2 separate regions of the Homo sapiens genome follow, and region 1 is linked to region 2. A link is an interaction called in ENCODE POLR2A ChIA-PET data of the cell type or tissue named here. Cell type or tissue: PC-9. All regions are shown on one strand.

The links. Peaks named below come from ENCODE experiments on the same cell type or tissue, not always from the same donor. Only the 100,000 strongest peaks of a DNase experiment are listed, where the experiment ranks them.
Region 1: POLR2A ChIA-PET joins it to region 2 with 18 read pairs; 6 of 35 experiments call an interaction of 5 or more read pairs at or near these places.

What each region holds. Positions count from the first base shown.
Region 1 is chr5:107,501,718-107,509,717 of GRCh38, forward strand. The region is part of intron 1 of EFNA5 (ephrin A5); the gene reads right to left. Among named protein-coding and RNA genes, the nearest start is that of EFNA5, 170 kb to the right of the region's middle. In PC-9, no CTCF peak of the experiment used is centred here; no DNase peak of the experiment used is centred here; H3K27ac peaks cover 849 bases.
Region 2 is chr5:107,656,110-107,664,109 of GRCh38, forward strand. All of the region lies in intron 1 of EFNA5 (ephrin A5), which reads right to left. Among named protein-coding and RNA genes, the nearest start is that of EFNA5, 11 kb to the right of the region's middle. In PC-9, no CTCF peak of the experiment used is centred here; no DNase peak of the experiment used is centred here; H3K27ac peaks cover 277 bases.

The DNA.
Region 1 (8,000 bases), 150 kb before region 2:
TTTAAGCCTCACTTTGTTGAAGCAGCAATTATTTTCATAACCTGAATTAACGAATGCTGATTTTGTACGTGAAAAGATGGACAGAAATGTCACACTTTAATTCACGCCATTAAACAAACAAAAAACGGCCATAAGGTCAAAATAATAGAACTAGATGAAAAAAGTAGTCGATCTAGAATCCTGTGAAATTTTCTCTGATTTAAACTGTTTCTTGCCTTAAAGAAAAGTACTGCAGCTGTGATACAACTATGAGCCCTCCTCCCTTTAAAAGCTGATGTCAGTGAGAAATACCCCATCTGATGGGTTTTCAAGATGTACACCGGGCATTGCCTACGGAAGTTAGTTAATTACACCAACCTGCGGCTGTTAGCAATGAGGACTGCCCCTCTTCACCCAACGTAGGGCAGAAACCAATCCTCTCAGTTCACCGATCTAATTCCAGTTTTCAGGCACACTGGCCATCCACTGCCTCCTTCCCTTCCCTCTCCAACTCTTAGAAAACGAAATGCAGTTAATTTATGTTCATTTTATCCATTTCCTCTCATGACTCACTGCAACAGGAAACTGCCGTCTCTGTTGTGTTTAGACCAGTCTCGTCTTAGCCACGAGCTAACAGTATCATCATTTAGAAAGATCCCTCATCATGCCACAGTCAACATCAAACTGTTCCTCGACATTCTGAATTTATCTAGCACATCTTCCCTATCTGATGCAAATGAACCGGCAATCATTTTAGGAAGCAGTGCCTTAAAGAATTGTGATCCTGACACAATTGCTGTGGCGGTTTACTCATTACATTACGAAGCACAGCTGTATCTTGTTGTTTCATCTGTGGGGCTTTTGACAGCACATAACTGCTGAAAAGCATGTACATGGGGTTGATATATACACACACATACATACATACTCAGGACGTGCAAAGGAGAACGTGGCCGTGCTCGAAGTGTATCAAACTATGACTTCTAAATTCCTTTCCATCAAATGCCAGTAGAAGCACTTGATAAATGGACCCTAGGAGAGCACTTCTCATTGCCTCAGGATGGAACGACTCGCAGGCATACGACACTCCATCAATACAGAGAGCTGGCAGATTGAAAGGCGGGAAGGACTATCTCTGATACGGTGCATCTGCTTACTAATAGCAGCAGCACTCCAACCCTCTTCCCATTCATTGCCTACAGGAACCACTCCTCAGAGAGGCACGCCAGTCAACAGATGGTCTCTGGCTAAGGTGTAATCAGGAGCAGCTTGCTAAATTTACCCAAAACAAATAGAATTACAGGCTTTTGCCCGAGTCTGAAATTGAATTGAGAACTTGGGTGGTGGATAATGGAAGCTAAAATGGAAGAGCTCAAAATGCATCACAGCATGTTGGGAAAGGGCGGGCACAGGGTGCAGTTTCAGCTGTGAACTCCACTGTTTACTACCAGGTCATCTATTGCCAATAAACTTGTCTACTATGCAGGATCGTTTCCCCTCAAGATCAAAGCTTCCAGGATTGGTAAAATTGTCACCAGTTAATGAAGTCATCTGCCTTCGGTGCACAGTGAACAAAATACTACCTGATGTTTTGAATATGTTTTGCCCAGTTGCAATGCCTTCACGTAAAATGTCAACAGTTCTAACCATCCTACTTTCATTAGCAGTTTTTATGTCCACTAAAAATCTGTCATTCAAAAGGTAAGAATCATTAAGGATTCTGAATAATGTGATCTTCTAAGAAGAGGTGTTCCGATGTCTATCTCCAGAATTCCTCGCTGTTTTCAATCATTCGTTGCTCAGAATACAGGCAACATAAAGCCTCAGAAATTGCCTGAAAAAGTCAGCATAAAATTAAGAGTAAATCATTTAACCTATGGCTATGTTTCACTACTTACGTAGTAAGAACTGTGCCACCCACACAAATCACTGTATCATGAAGCTTTAAAAGTAAATGAGGCAAAATATGTAAAAGCACTTAAATTATAAAGAGATAAGGTCTTAAGGATAAGGCTATTTGTAACCCAAGCTATCAGCAGTCACTTTAAAATTATTATCTTCATAACCATTAATATTTTTTATTACTAAATTGTTTACCCATTAAAAAGGCCATTAAAAAATTAAAAATTTCAGTTTCTAATATTTTATTGTTTTCTAATCTTCTTTGGAAATAAAAAGATGTGTATTTTGTATTTTACATCATTCAGTATTTGCAATGCAGAGCTTTTAAAATGTATTACAGCATGCATTGAATTAGCTACCTTTAAACTAATAATCAGGCAATTCTCCTCATTCTTCATGACTTAAAATCCCATTATGGAAAATTCACTTTTATACATCAATCAGTCTAACATTTTCAAACATCAGTTATATAAGAAGTATCTGAAGTACCTCCTATTTTCTTCGAGCATTTTGTTGTAAGGAACTCTGCCATGCAGAGAAGGAATCCCAAAAGAAAGGTCTTTTTTGTTCAGGATGAAAGTATTTAAAGAGAGGGTATTTTTTAAATTAACTAAAAAAAGAGCTTCATTCTTAAGGTTTGAATTACAGACTGACAAGGGCTAAAATATCTTTTAACATAATTATTTTTTAAAGTAACTGACTTGAAATGAAACTAGCATTTTTCTTAAATGAATGCTGTTAAGTAAAGCAAAATGTGTCCCTACACTCGAAGAGGATACATTTTTAGTGATATGTTATATATATAAAAAAGAACTAGATGCTAAAGCTACCTTACTAAAATATGTGTCTTCTCTATTTGGAGCTTTATCTGCTATTCTCTCTTCTTTTATAGAAATAGAAAATGCATTATTAATGTACAAATAATATGCATGCTTATAGGAACAAACATTTTGAGCTGCAGAATAAACTAATGAAAAGAGCACAGACAGATACAGATATCTAATTACTACATTACCCTGGGCAAATCATTTAACTGCTCTATGATTCAGTCTGCCCATCTGTAAAATCAGTGGAACAGCTTCCCTACCTATCCCCAAGATATTTGGTAGGAGTACATGAAAAAGTGTTGTCGAAGCCTATTTAGGCACCAAGCTTAAAAGGTCTGGCACATGTTTGTGAAAGTACAATTATAATGATTTTCATTACTATTCTAGTAGACTCTGAATTTTAATCTTTAGGAATAACCCTAATTATTTTATTTTAAAATGCTTCAAAAATATAGCTATAACAGAAAAACCTGTCATATAACTAGTAGTAAAATTTTGGCCCTATAATATCATCCTATTTATTATTCAATTATTGCTTCAATAAACCAATGTATGTATAAAAGGTAGCCTTTGTTTTTCCGTATCTTTAATGCAATTTGTTCTGAAAAACTACTGTGACATTAATAATAAAGGACAAGCTCTGTAAAGAAAAGGTGCCTAACAAAAACTTGGCAATGATCTCCATTCAAAGCAAAAATGCTATGAATTTTAAGATAAGGGACCTGTTATATGTTAAGTAAAAATATTCGTAGTTTATAATTTGTGAAGCAGTAGGCATTGCATAACTCTGAGAAAAAATGCTGTTCATTATATGAATGGCAATTTCAAATAATATCAAATGATTTAAGTTCAAAGGACTTAGGAAAGCTTCATGGCATCCTGTTATTAATTTCACAAAAATTTCTTTAGAAAAGAAACTGAGTCCTACATGAAAAATGTAAAACTACAAGGTGCACTGTGTACTGATTCTCCATGCAACAAATCTGCAAACATTGCCTAGGGCATGCTATATGGGAAATCTGGACAGCTGGAAATCATAGTAGACAAGGAGATTTAGGTCATTGATCTCAGAATTGGAAAATTTCCCCTAGTGAGCCAATATGAATCTGGCACATATCACTGATACACACACATACACCCCTCCTATATCCTCAAAAAAGTAGCATATCACTAAGAGATATCATTAGAAAATGTATGCAGTAATAGCAAAGCGTGTGAATATATTAACTGATTGCGTAGTGAAAATCTTCAATATTCAGTAAATATTCATTGGGTACCTCCTATGTACACAACACTGTGAGAATCAGTAGTAAGAGATATAATTAACATTTGTTAAGTACTTGCTATTCTACATTCTTTACCTAACTCATTTAATCCCCCTTTCCCATCTCTCTCTCTTTTTCTCTCCCCCCCACCTTCTCTTGGAGATAAAAAACAATTATGATCATCAACATCAGCATCATCCCCATTTTCCATTTGAGAAAACTGAAGCCTAACTGAAGTAGCTTGCCCAAGGTGATAGAGCTAGTGAGCGACAGAGCCAAGATTTAAACCCTGGCAGTCTGATCCAGTCTACACATTCAACCACTATGCTATATTGCTCTAAAGCACAACCACAGGGAGCCACAAGAAACACTTCAAGCTCTTGAGCACTTACGCTTTATTTGTGTACCTCTCACTGCCTGAAATGACTCCCAGCTTAGGACTCACCAGCTCCATGAACCCTTCCCAGATTTCCCTCAGGAACAGTTGTCTACTCCCTTCTCTGGTCCATCAAGATATCTTGTACATATTCCAAATTCTGTACTTATTGGAACTATATTATAACTATTTGTCTGCATGTTTGCTCTTTTTATTCGTGAGGCTTGGCTGAGAATTCAACACATAGTAAACATCCAGTAGAGTAAATGATTAACCTGTCATTGGAACATTACAATTTAGTTGAAGAAGTAGTCTGAACTCTATTGGTGTAAGTATTTGTGTTTGATAATGGCAAATAAGAATAAAGGTTACCTTAGCAAAGGTTGCTAAATTATGGACTGGGGTGAAGATAGGGCTCAAACCTCACTCTGATAGACCTTAAAGGATAGGAATGAATCAGATGACTGGAAAAGAGGAGAGGCAATCTGGGGCCAGATGAGCAGGAGCAGGAGCAGGGGATTTGAGAAATGAGTGCCTGAGGCAGGTGTGGAGGGTGGGCAGCCCATTTAATGGCAAGCTAAGGAGCCTCAAATTTATTCTTAGGGCACTAGAGAGTCTTGAGCATGGAAATAACATGATCAGAAGAGCAAGGCAGGAAAAACAGTTTTGGCTGCAGGAAACACAAAGGTGAATAACAAAAAATATATAATATCTAGATTTTGAGGGTGAAACCTACTCAGAATCCTTCTTTAGTAAGGAAAAAGACAGCTGAAACATTCACCACCTGCTGAAAAAGGCTTGTCTCCAAGAAGCAAACTGTTACTAATAGTTTTTAATGTAAGTAAAAATTCATTAAACATTTATTGCTGCTTTATTATCCTACGGGCTAAGAATACAGAAATAATGCATCATCTTCAGGGATAAGAATCTAAATTTTTGAAAATGAAATACAGAATATGGATTAGAGAAGTAACATAAAATGATCAAAAGTTTGTATGTGAAGGTCAGAATGAGAGAGCTATTATTCTTATATAATATGATCTGTCAAAATAAAAAAAAACTTTTGTTCAAAAATAAATGATACAATCAGAAAATGAGAAAGGACATTAGAAGTAATCTAATCCCACAGCATTTTAGAGATGAGAAGAATGGGAGGACCAGAGAAGTTAAATGATCACCTCCAGGTCACACAGAAAGTTGTCAGTAAAATATGGATTACAAATCTCATCTCCTAACTATGGTTGACTGCTTTGCCTCTGCTGTTTTTCATAAAGCTATAAATATGACTACACTAGAAAAATAATTCTGGTATATTTTGGTATAAAACAAATTATAAGTCTTTAATAACATCCATGTAAACTTTAAAAGATTAAAACAATAGAGCCAATGAAAATGGATCATTCATTCATTTAGCAGCCTATATTAATTAAGAACCTAGCCAGGGAATGCAGGAATGGATGAAGGGTTTGGATATAAATAACGGAAAATGGCAAGGCGTGGTGGCTCACACCTGTAATCCCAGCACTTTTGGAGGCCAAGGAAGGAGGACCGCTTGAGCTCAGGAGTTTGAGACCAGCCTGGGCAACACGGCAAAACCTCATCTCCTAAAGATAAAAAAAAAAATTAGCTGGGCATGGTAGCGCAGCTGTAGTTCCAGCTACTCAGGAAGCTGAGGTGGGAGAATCACTTGAACCCAGGAGGTCGTATTTTGGATATGCTGAATTAAATATAAAATTAATATCACCAGCATTTTTAATTTCTTGGTAAAAATGTAGCTATTAGAAAACTGAAAATTATATACATGGCTCACATATTTCTATTGGACAATGCCACTCTGGAGAATGAGCAAAGATTAACCAGCTGTGGGCTGGTGCATGCTTAGAAAGGCCAGGAAAGAGGACAAGGTGGGATCTAACCATTAAAGGATAAGAATCTGAAGATTTTTTTTGAAAGACTAATTTTCAGGGAATTGTGGGGAAGAAAGTCTCACAGAAAAAAATGTGGGTAGTTACCCAAAAGTTTCTCCCATCATCTTTGGAACTTTGGCCAAATCAGGTGATGCCTTGGGCAAATCAGGTCTCCTTCCTCCTGCCACTGAACTAAACTTGCAGTTTATCCTTCTGTTTGTTCTCTGTGGAACTGTGAGCCAAGTGAAGTGCAGATGGATGGCTTCTTGGAACAGAACTGAAAGCATGCCAGTACTTAAGTTAGAATAGCATCCACCTTCAGTGACCACAGTTATTATGTGAACACCGTAGGTCCTCACGTGTGAGGTCACCGTATTATAGAAGCAGCTCTCTGGATAATTATTCACACAGACACAAACACACACACAGACGAATGTCATCAGAGTTTTTTGCTGTAAAACACTATTTCCATCTGTGTCTTCTGCTGCATAGTTTAATTCCTGTATATGTCTTTTAAATAAAAATGTGGGCCTCATCTGTGTTACACCAACCTTGAAGACATGAACTGCAGACAAATTTTCATAATAACTTCAGGGCTATCAAACTGGCTAGAATTGAAATATCAAGGTCAGCCCTGCCATTTTCAAATTATCTTCAGCCTTGATATAACAATAATCTTAATTAAATAGACTTCTAAAAACTAAGTGTAAGTCAAGCTTGAACCATCACTATTTTCAGAGTATACTAAACAGCTAGTAATACAAGTATAAGCAATAAATTATTCTTGTTTTTATAATAATGAGAAAAAAGTTCTAGAAGTTAATTCCACTTAAAGGTGTTTCAATAATTAATAATTTCATTTTTCTCATGTCCAATGTCATTACAGAATTAGGTATATTCATTACTTGAAACATTTCATTTAATCATTCACTTATTTACTTATTGCAGTGTTCCTTTATTGTATTGCAGTTATTTGTCCTGACAGTTTATAGTTCCTCGATTAAATGGATATTTTAGGTATTCTGGTTTTAATTACCTAGGAGCAAACTTCAGGTTTCAAAGTTGCATTTGGACAAAGTGCTATTCCTATAAATTTATTTATAGGATGGCTTCGCTCTTGAGTTAATCAGAATTTGTGTCACTTACATAACAATGGTGACTAGCGTGACATGTTAGTAGTCTCTAATGCAATTTTGCTAAAAATTTTCTTATAACCCATTAATACATAAGAGCAGATGTCTTTAGATACCCTTTTACAGACTCTTTAAGATGACTATTTGTTCTTTTCATCTGAAAGAACCAACACAAAAGAGCAAAAGTGAGTGTCAACTCTTTTTCTTTTCCTTTTTTTTTTTTGTTTTCTGAGGTGGAGTCTCACCCTGTCGCCCAGGCTGCAGTGCAATGGTGCGATCTCAGCTCACTGCAACCTCTGCCTCCAGGATTCAAGCGATTCTCCTCCCTCAGCCTCCCGAGTAGCTGGGATTACAAGCATGTGCCACCATGCTTGGCTAATTTTTTTTTTTTTTTTTTTGTATTTTTAGTGGAGACGGAGTTTCACCATGTTGGCCAAGCTGGTCTTGAACTCCTGACCTCGTGATCCGCCCGCCTTGGCCTCCCAAAGTGCTGGGGTTACAGGCATGAGCCACCACACCCGGCCTGAGTGTCAACTCTTTTTACACCCCTTAAAAATATACTCATATACAGATGAATGGTTATAAATGATTTAAAAACGTAGATGAGGAAC
Region 2 (8,000 bases):
GGTATTCATTAATTTCTCCTTTGAGATGGAGATATCTCATTATAACTATGAAGTCCAAAGTAGAATATCAGGGTTTTAGAAGTCAAAGAAGAAACAATATAGCAGAGACAAACTGAGAGGAGAAGGGAGGACATTAAAAATAAACCTGGCCAATTTTACAAAGGAGATTCAAAATCCCTTTCCCGGGAAGAAGGTCCTGGAAGACTTGCCTCTCAAGAGTCAGTCTTTACACATTATTACTCTTTTAGAAATCACAAGATAAAACCTAAAATGTAAATTCCTTTAAATAAAACCCAATGTAAATGTACAAATCATCTCTCAGGAACAACATATATTACAAAATGATACAATTTGGTCTACCTTTTAAAAATTCAACTCTTCTGTGATGCTTTTAAAATAAGTTTTATTTGTAAGAATGTATTTTCTATGCAACTTACCAGAATATATATAAAGTGAGATTCACAAGAATATATATAAAGTGAGGTTCAAAGTGAGGTAACTCCCCTTAAATCTCTATTTCCCCCCCAATTTATTGAAGTATGATTGACTTTATTCTTTTTACAAGTTTTATATCAGTTTTTAAAGTCCTGCCACATATACACATTCCTTTAAATTTTCACAAGTCTGAGGGAGATATTTTTATTATACCCATTTATTTATTAGGGTGAAGAAACTGAGGCTTAGATTCACCACTATAAATGGCATACTTACAACTCAAATAGAGCTGAAATTTAATTAGCTCTGAAATAAAACCAAAAAATTTTAACAGACAAGTGACAAATCTAATCTGATATAGGTTTTTTAATATCTTACTTTCTGAGTCCTTGCCTATCCAACACCCAAACAAATTTAAAGTTTGATCTGTAATAGTTGCTACTGTAAAAATTCAAAACAAAAAAGTACATAAACACAATGTTTTTACTATACGCAGTTAAATCTGTATAGGAACATATATTAGTATATGGAAGAACTTGGTTACAACCTATTAATATGATGACAAGTCACTGTTAATAACTTTGAGTTAAATAAAAACAATTTAATGTGCTTATTTTCTTTTTTTAAAAATGGAGGTGAAAAACAGTATTAAGAACTACTGAGCATCTTCTACTTCATCTAAAACACAAATCTTAGGTATATCAACTCTATTTTCAACAAATCCATTCCTATTCCTAAATTTAACAATCTTTGAAGCATATAGCATAGTTCTTTTTTAGGAGCCACTTAAGTTCACACAGAGTCACAGAAGGTTCTAGCATTTCAGGATCTATGAGAATCATAAAACTGGAAACGCTAAGTGCTTGTCACCCCCAAATTCACTGTTTGAGAACCCTCGTTTACACCACAGTGAACATAAACATAAACTTACAAAGAAAACAGTACTGTCTTGATTTACTATTCTTAATAATATTCATAGTTATTATGAAATAGTACCCAATGTTCTAATTAAAGCCATTGAGGATTTAAAAAGAAAAATATTTGCTTCTGTTTTAAAATTAACTATCAAAAATTGTTGGTAAAAATTTCTTTTTAAAATAAAATTATACTTAAGTGGTCACTGTCCTGTTCATCTGTTTCCTTTCATAAAAATACACCTGACTTAAAGTACAAACCGTTTTATCTCTTTTAAAAATAATCATTCCATAGAGGTACATTTCAATTAAGTCAGTCTACTTAACTGATGCTTTCAAAGACTTGAAAGTTCATTTAGATTAGTAATATTGTATTTATATACACAGAGTGAAGATCAGTAAAAACAAAAAACAAAAAACGCAGAGTAATCTTCTGAATTTAACTAGTTCCATTCCTTACTTGTTAATACAAAGATTTGCTTTGAAAAAGCAAATAATACATACGCTGTGAGGAAAGCAGAAGCATATTTGCAGATCTTATATTACCTAGACTCTACAGGAGCAAAAGTTTCTCACTAAGACTACTAGAATCATAGAACTTTACAGAAAGAACGCATTTTGTCCCAAGTCTTTTATAACTCCATTGAAATTACAGGCTCCTGAAAGCCACCCACAAGAAACCCAGACATTGAAAGTAGAAAAACTGTTAGTCATCTTTTATGTTAATGTAAAAAGAACATTTGGGGTTAATTTAACCATACGGATTTAAGTTGGAAAGTGTTAAAAATCTGTTTCTGCGGTGTAATTCTGGCATTGCCACATAAAATACATCTTGGGAGGGTTTGCTTAATATCTTTAGACATTTATGACAGGATCCTCCTTAAACTTTTTGGACCAAGGTAGTATTTTTATTCCAGTGGAATTTGTCTACAGAGACCAAATCTTATAATGAAATCCCTGTCCCATTACCTTTGTTAGTGGTGTATTTTCAATGAAGCATAAACTTCAATGTAAAAATCTGTTTTATTTGTCTGAGTTTTGAAGGAAAGTGGTTAGAAAGGAACATTAGGCATTCTGGGCTTCTTAAATGGCAAATAATTTTCCTTCACATAAATACGGAGCCATTTTAGAAACTGCAGAACTCTATGAAAAGTTCAGCGCAAATACAACCAAGAGTCCTTGAAGAAGAGCCAGAAGTCATCTCTCTCCCACTTAATTTTATCTAGAACCTTGCTGTGCAAACCACGGTTCATGGGCCAGCAGCATCAATGTCATCTGGGAGCTTGTTAGAAATGCAGACTGTCAGGGCCCTATGTAGCCCAGACCCACTAAATTAAAATCTGCATTTCAACGAAATCTCCAGGTCTGTGTTCACCTTACAGTGTGAGAAACAGTGACCTAGAAATTACTAACCGAATGCTTCATGATGACAGGGATGCTGTATATATGCTGTTTACTGCAGTATCTCCAGTACTGAGAACAGTACCTGGCCCACAGTGGACACCTGACATAAATATCTGTCAAATAAATCTACATGTGCACATTTATGGTACTATTTTATACTCTGTAATATAATTATATGTATAAAATTATTATATCTGCACAATGGTCTTAAGTTCCTTACAGGTGCAAATGTTATCTTATCCCTGAATCCACTGTATGTCTCCCAGTGTTCTGCAAATATCACTCAATAGTTTATCAATGATAACTTTTAGATATTCAATATAGGAATATAGAATTTCTTCAGTGTGAAAACTTTGGAAAAATAAGTTCAAGTCAACATGTAATTGCTGAATTCATCTATTTGGCTTTGGTTTTAGATACAGCTAAGAGTGCTCACCCTAGGAATGAAAATAGTAATGGAAAACATTATATAGGACCAAGTTCTGATTCTATGTGGTACCAGAGAACAGGGATGGCGTGGATGACTGAAATCCAAAATTGATTCCAAAACTTCATGTTATTCAATAGCTTTAAGGTCTTCCCTTACCAAATCTTCTATCCAAGCTGCTAAAAGTTTGAGTTTTTTGGGTTTTCCTTTTTTTTTTTTTTTTTTTAGTTTCCTTTTCTTTCTCAAATCTTCCATAGGTCTACAGGCCCAGAGACAATAAAATGGCTAAAAGCCATCAAAAGAGAAAAATAGCAATAGAGAGATTTACATAATAAATGAAGTGATTAGCTCTCAAATAACCAGATGTCAATGAAAAATCTAGAGCTAAGTAAAAAAAAAATAATTTGCAAAAGACGTAATGATAATAGTCAGATATGTTAATATATGTATTGATAACAAGACCATGCCAAAATAATATTCAAAATAACGAGATATTCAGACTCACAGATATTGCTGGTTCTCTCAGTTCATATTACAAAGGAAGAACGCTAAAATAGGGAGACCCTTCCTAACAAAGAACTGCATTTTTTCATTTTAATTAACTAAATTAATAGTCCTTTCTACATTTTTTTTCCTTCAGAGAACAGAGGATGAAGGTAAACCAATAGGTATGTCTGACCTTAGGTGTACATATTCTTATGGAATATCGTGTATACATATACCCACCCCCTCAACACACACCACCTCTGTCATGTTGTCTTCCCAAGAGTATAGTTGACTATGGTGATGTCAAAGTGTGTAATTAGTTTTCATTGTTCCCTTGATAGCTATAGTTCCATACAAGACCCTTTGCTTTTGATGCTGTAAATGCTATGGAAAAAATACACTAATAACAGGCATTTAATTATGGTTCTAGCAACCACAGTGGGAACACTGCCAGAAAAAGACTGGAACCTCTGAGATGGCAAAAACATATATATATATATATATATATATATATATATATATATATATATATATATATATTTGGCAAGTGGGGGAGGTTCTGTTCTTCAATTACAGTAATTTTCAAAATATTAATGACAAGCATATGGTGGGAAAATTTTAAAATGTTTCCTTGAATCTTTGTTGACAATAAAGTATGTATACAATGCTACACCCATACTGAAACCAAGAAGAACACTATCATGTCTGTAACTAAAATATTAATAAGAATAAAGGAATTGCTTATTAATCAGGGAAATACTCTTTAGAATAGCTTTATATTTTGATACTATAGGTAAAGAGTACAAAGATTTCATTTCAAATTTTGTTTTTTGCCTGGCTTTTCACAGACTTTAAAAAAATTATCACTTGTGATACAAAATACCTGGGTGCTACATTCTCTGATGTTTAATTTGTTTTATACAGTATTTAAAATAAAGTATCCCAAGTTGCTGCAATGGCAGACACCAGATCTATCACTGAGGTCCCTTCTCTCCTTATTAATTAGTAATTGGGAGACACATTTTGGCAGCTTTCGTTTCCCCATTATTTTCTCTAGTTTGACACAAAACCCTGTCAGAAGCACCACTATTTGAACTGTACCCCTCTTAGTGCTGGGTCACTAAATTTTAATAAACGGAGCTCCCGCCAGAAAACTACTGAAATAGGCGTAAAAGTTTATTGAAGCAGTAACAGTAAACAAATATATGAAGAAAGCACTGAATGCCACAGTATCTAAAACATTAATGGTCTGTCTGAACCCAGGGGTTACTGGCGAGATTGCAGAGCAGAGGCTAAAAGAAAAGGCCTTTAACAAAACCACTGCTTTCATCTGTCTGTTAAAAAAAAAAAAAAGAAGAAGAAGAAGAAGAAAAAAAAAGTATTAGCTAAATAAAGCAGGCAAACACTTTGCTGCAGCAGAACCATACATCTGAGCTTCCCTTAGCCTCCATTATCCCAACATGTTGAATAAAATTATTGGGAGGCAAAGATTTATAGCGACTATATGGACAGAGAAGCCATCCGGAAGCCACAAAAGCTCTGTCTGAGCCAAAGAAACATTTTCATAAATGGTAAGGTGAGAAACTTAAAATGAAAACTAAAAAGACTGATACTTTGGAGGTCTGCAAATAGCTACAGAATCAGTTTCAAGATCTCCATCTCAAAGTGTCAGTCACTTCAAAAACGCATCCTGCTACGATGGTGGCTCAGGACACTTGTGTGCCAGGGCAGTGGCCATGCTGTGCAAGTCAGAGGTCACCGCTTCCACATTCCGACATCTGTCTGTATTTTCTTGCCCTGAAACAATAGAAGGGGAACTAGGCTCATTTGCTCCCACTTTGTTTAACCTAATTGTTAGACACAAAAGATAATTTCCCATACTTAGAATTATTTTTTCCTTTTCCCCCCATTCTCATTTGTCTCCATAAAATTAAAAACTATTAAAAATGTAAGCACGTGAAGTTGTCTATACATTATTGAGTTCAGTAAATGTAACAAAGTTGTATATCCCACTGACATCTACAAAATATAAAACATCAAGTATCATGTCTGTCATCATCACAACCTAGATAACAATTTGCACTATAATTATCCAACCTAACTATGCCATAACCTCATTTAATTCAAACCACAACACTGCCTGTTTCATATAAAAATACTTTCATTTACTTTTATAATTTCCAGGGAAAGAGGCAAGAGCTAATTCTTAATTATAGTTTTTACATATATAAATAATTAATAAATTTTAAAATGGAAACTCTGACAGCTTGGAAACAGCAAGAAAAAAAACAAAAGGTATTTGTTAGTTCATTTAAAAACAAAAGGTCACTTTGAACATTCAAGTTATTTTAGTCTTCTCACTAGCCAAAGAAAAACAGATGCTAGATATCAGAGGAAAGTTTTCTGCGCAAAAATGGTCAACTCGTACCTGAACTTTAACCGCGATACATGTATCTGTTATTAAAACATGCATTTATTGCCTTTACACTACATCTACAACCACCCAAAATCCTACCTCTAATGAACTGAAGCAGTTTTTCATAAGTGACATAAGTAATATTTCACTGTGCCCAGCTTAATCAGGCTAAGTCAGGTTACTTTTGAAATTAATCTTACGGAAGCTCTGCTTTTACTGCAGTACATGAGAATAATGTTCCCAGCCATCATCAAACACATGCAGTAGTAAGCAGTATAGTATAAATTTTTAGTAAAGTTTATTAGGTCACTTGGTTTTCCAAATGTATCCAGAAATACAAAACATGACAGAAAATATAGCAGTCAGTTGATATACTCTCATAATTTTTAGTAACAAATATGAATTTACTTGTAAAATAATCTATGAGAACCCACAAGAAAGATTTGTTCTAATGTGATAGGAAGAGCCTATATTTCAGAGACAAAAAGGCTCTGACTTAATATAACGCATCTTAACCCCAACTGCTTCATATTTAGAGGTACCTATACTCTTATCAGTACCTTTTGCGGGAGAAAGATTCCGGGTAGACTTGAGTAATTAAAAAAAAAAAAAAAAGGCAACCAACAAATAAAAAGAACTACTTAGCATAGTCAGAAAAATGAAATCAGGATTTGAGGGTGGAGGTGACAATAGGGGCTATTAATATATCACTTTGAAGTTAGCCATAAAGTATAAGCTTCGAGAAAAAAATATGTATGGAAACATGGTACAGCCCAACATTTAACATTAATATATAATATGCCTGGGTTTAAGCATATTATTACTAAGTTAAAACATCCTTTTCTGTCAACTAAATATAAGAAGATAGCATTTTAGTAAGTTCGCAAATAAGATAGCGCTTTAAATGTAGAGAGCCCTGCCAAAATGATCATAAAGTGGTTTAGTCCTTTTCTATCGTCCATATTCATTTCCGAACCAATTTCACGAAAGAAATAAAATCGGTCTTAAAACAAGATGGCTGCTTCTAGGGGGGAAAAAAAACACGCTGATTTAACTGAAAGCCAAAAAACAAGCTTTTCTAAATCAGGAAATAAGCACTTAATCATATTTTTTCTAATCTCTAAGTAGGTATTCATGTGTTTCCAACATGGTAATCCATATATTATACTGCGTGGTTATTTTAAATCATTAATAGCAAAGCGATTTTTAAAACAGGTCTAATCAATGTGTACTAACAACATGATTGTCCAAGGCATATACATATTTGCTAACATATATGACTGTCCAGAGCATATGCCAAAACTCCCACTTTTAGTTCACACCAGAATCGTGATCATCAGTCATGAAAATCAGGTCACTTGATAAGCTATAATAGAAAGAATATTTATATCTTATATCTCCTAAGAATCCAATCATAAAACTTGCAGCAATATCCTATTACAATCAAATCAACTGTACTTGACTTTTTAAAAGTAAAAATCATAGGAACTTTACTGTTAGACGATCTCTCCTTGAGCTACACTTTGCTGACCCTCCCTAAAGCAACTGGAAGATCAATTCTGATATGCATATAAAAATTAAGAGCATTTTATCCATCTTGAAATAATTTTAAAATAGATTTTTAAAAATCATTCAAACGTATTTTTATTCCTCACTTGAGTGGAAAATAAGACCTGACAGTAACATTTTCTTCAACCTGTCAACTGTCAATTGTATGAAGGATGTTTCTAAAGATGACAAAGGTTTATTTTTCCTTATTGAAAATGATAGAATTCTACCTGAATGAAAGCTGAGCTAACCATCACTGTGGTACACTACTGTCTCTCAGCAACTAGCTAGCCTAAATAAGAGTTTTCAATATTTTAAAATAATGTTTTCATTGAACTATATGGTTTACTGTTTGAAAATTATATTCAGA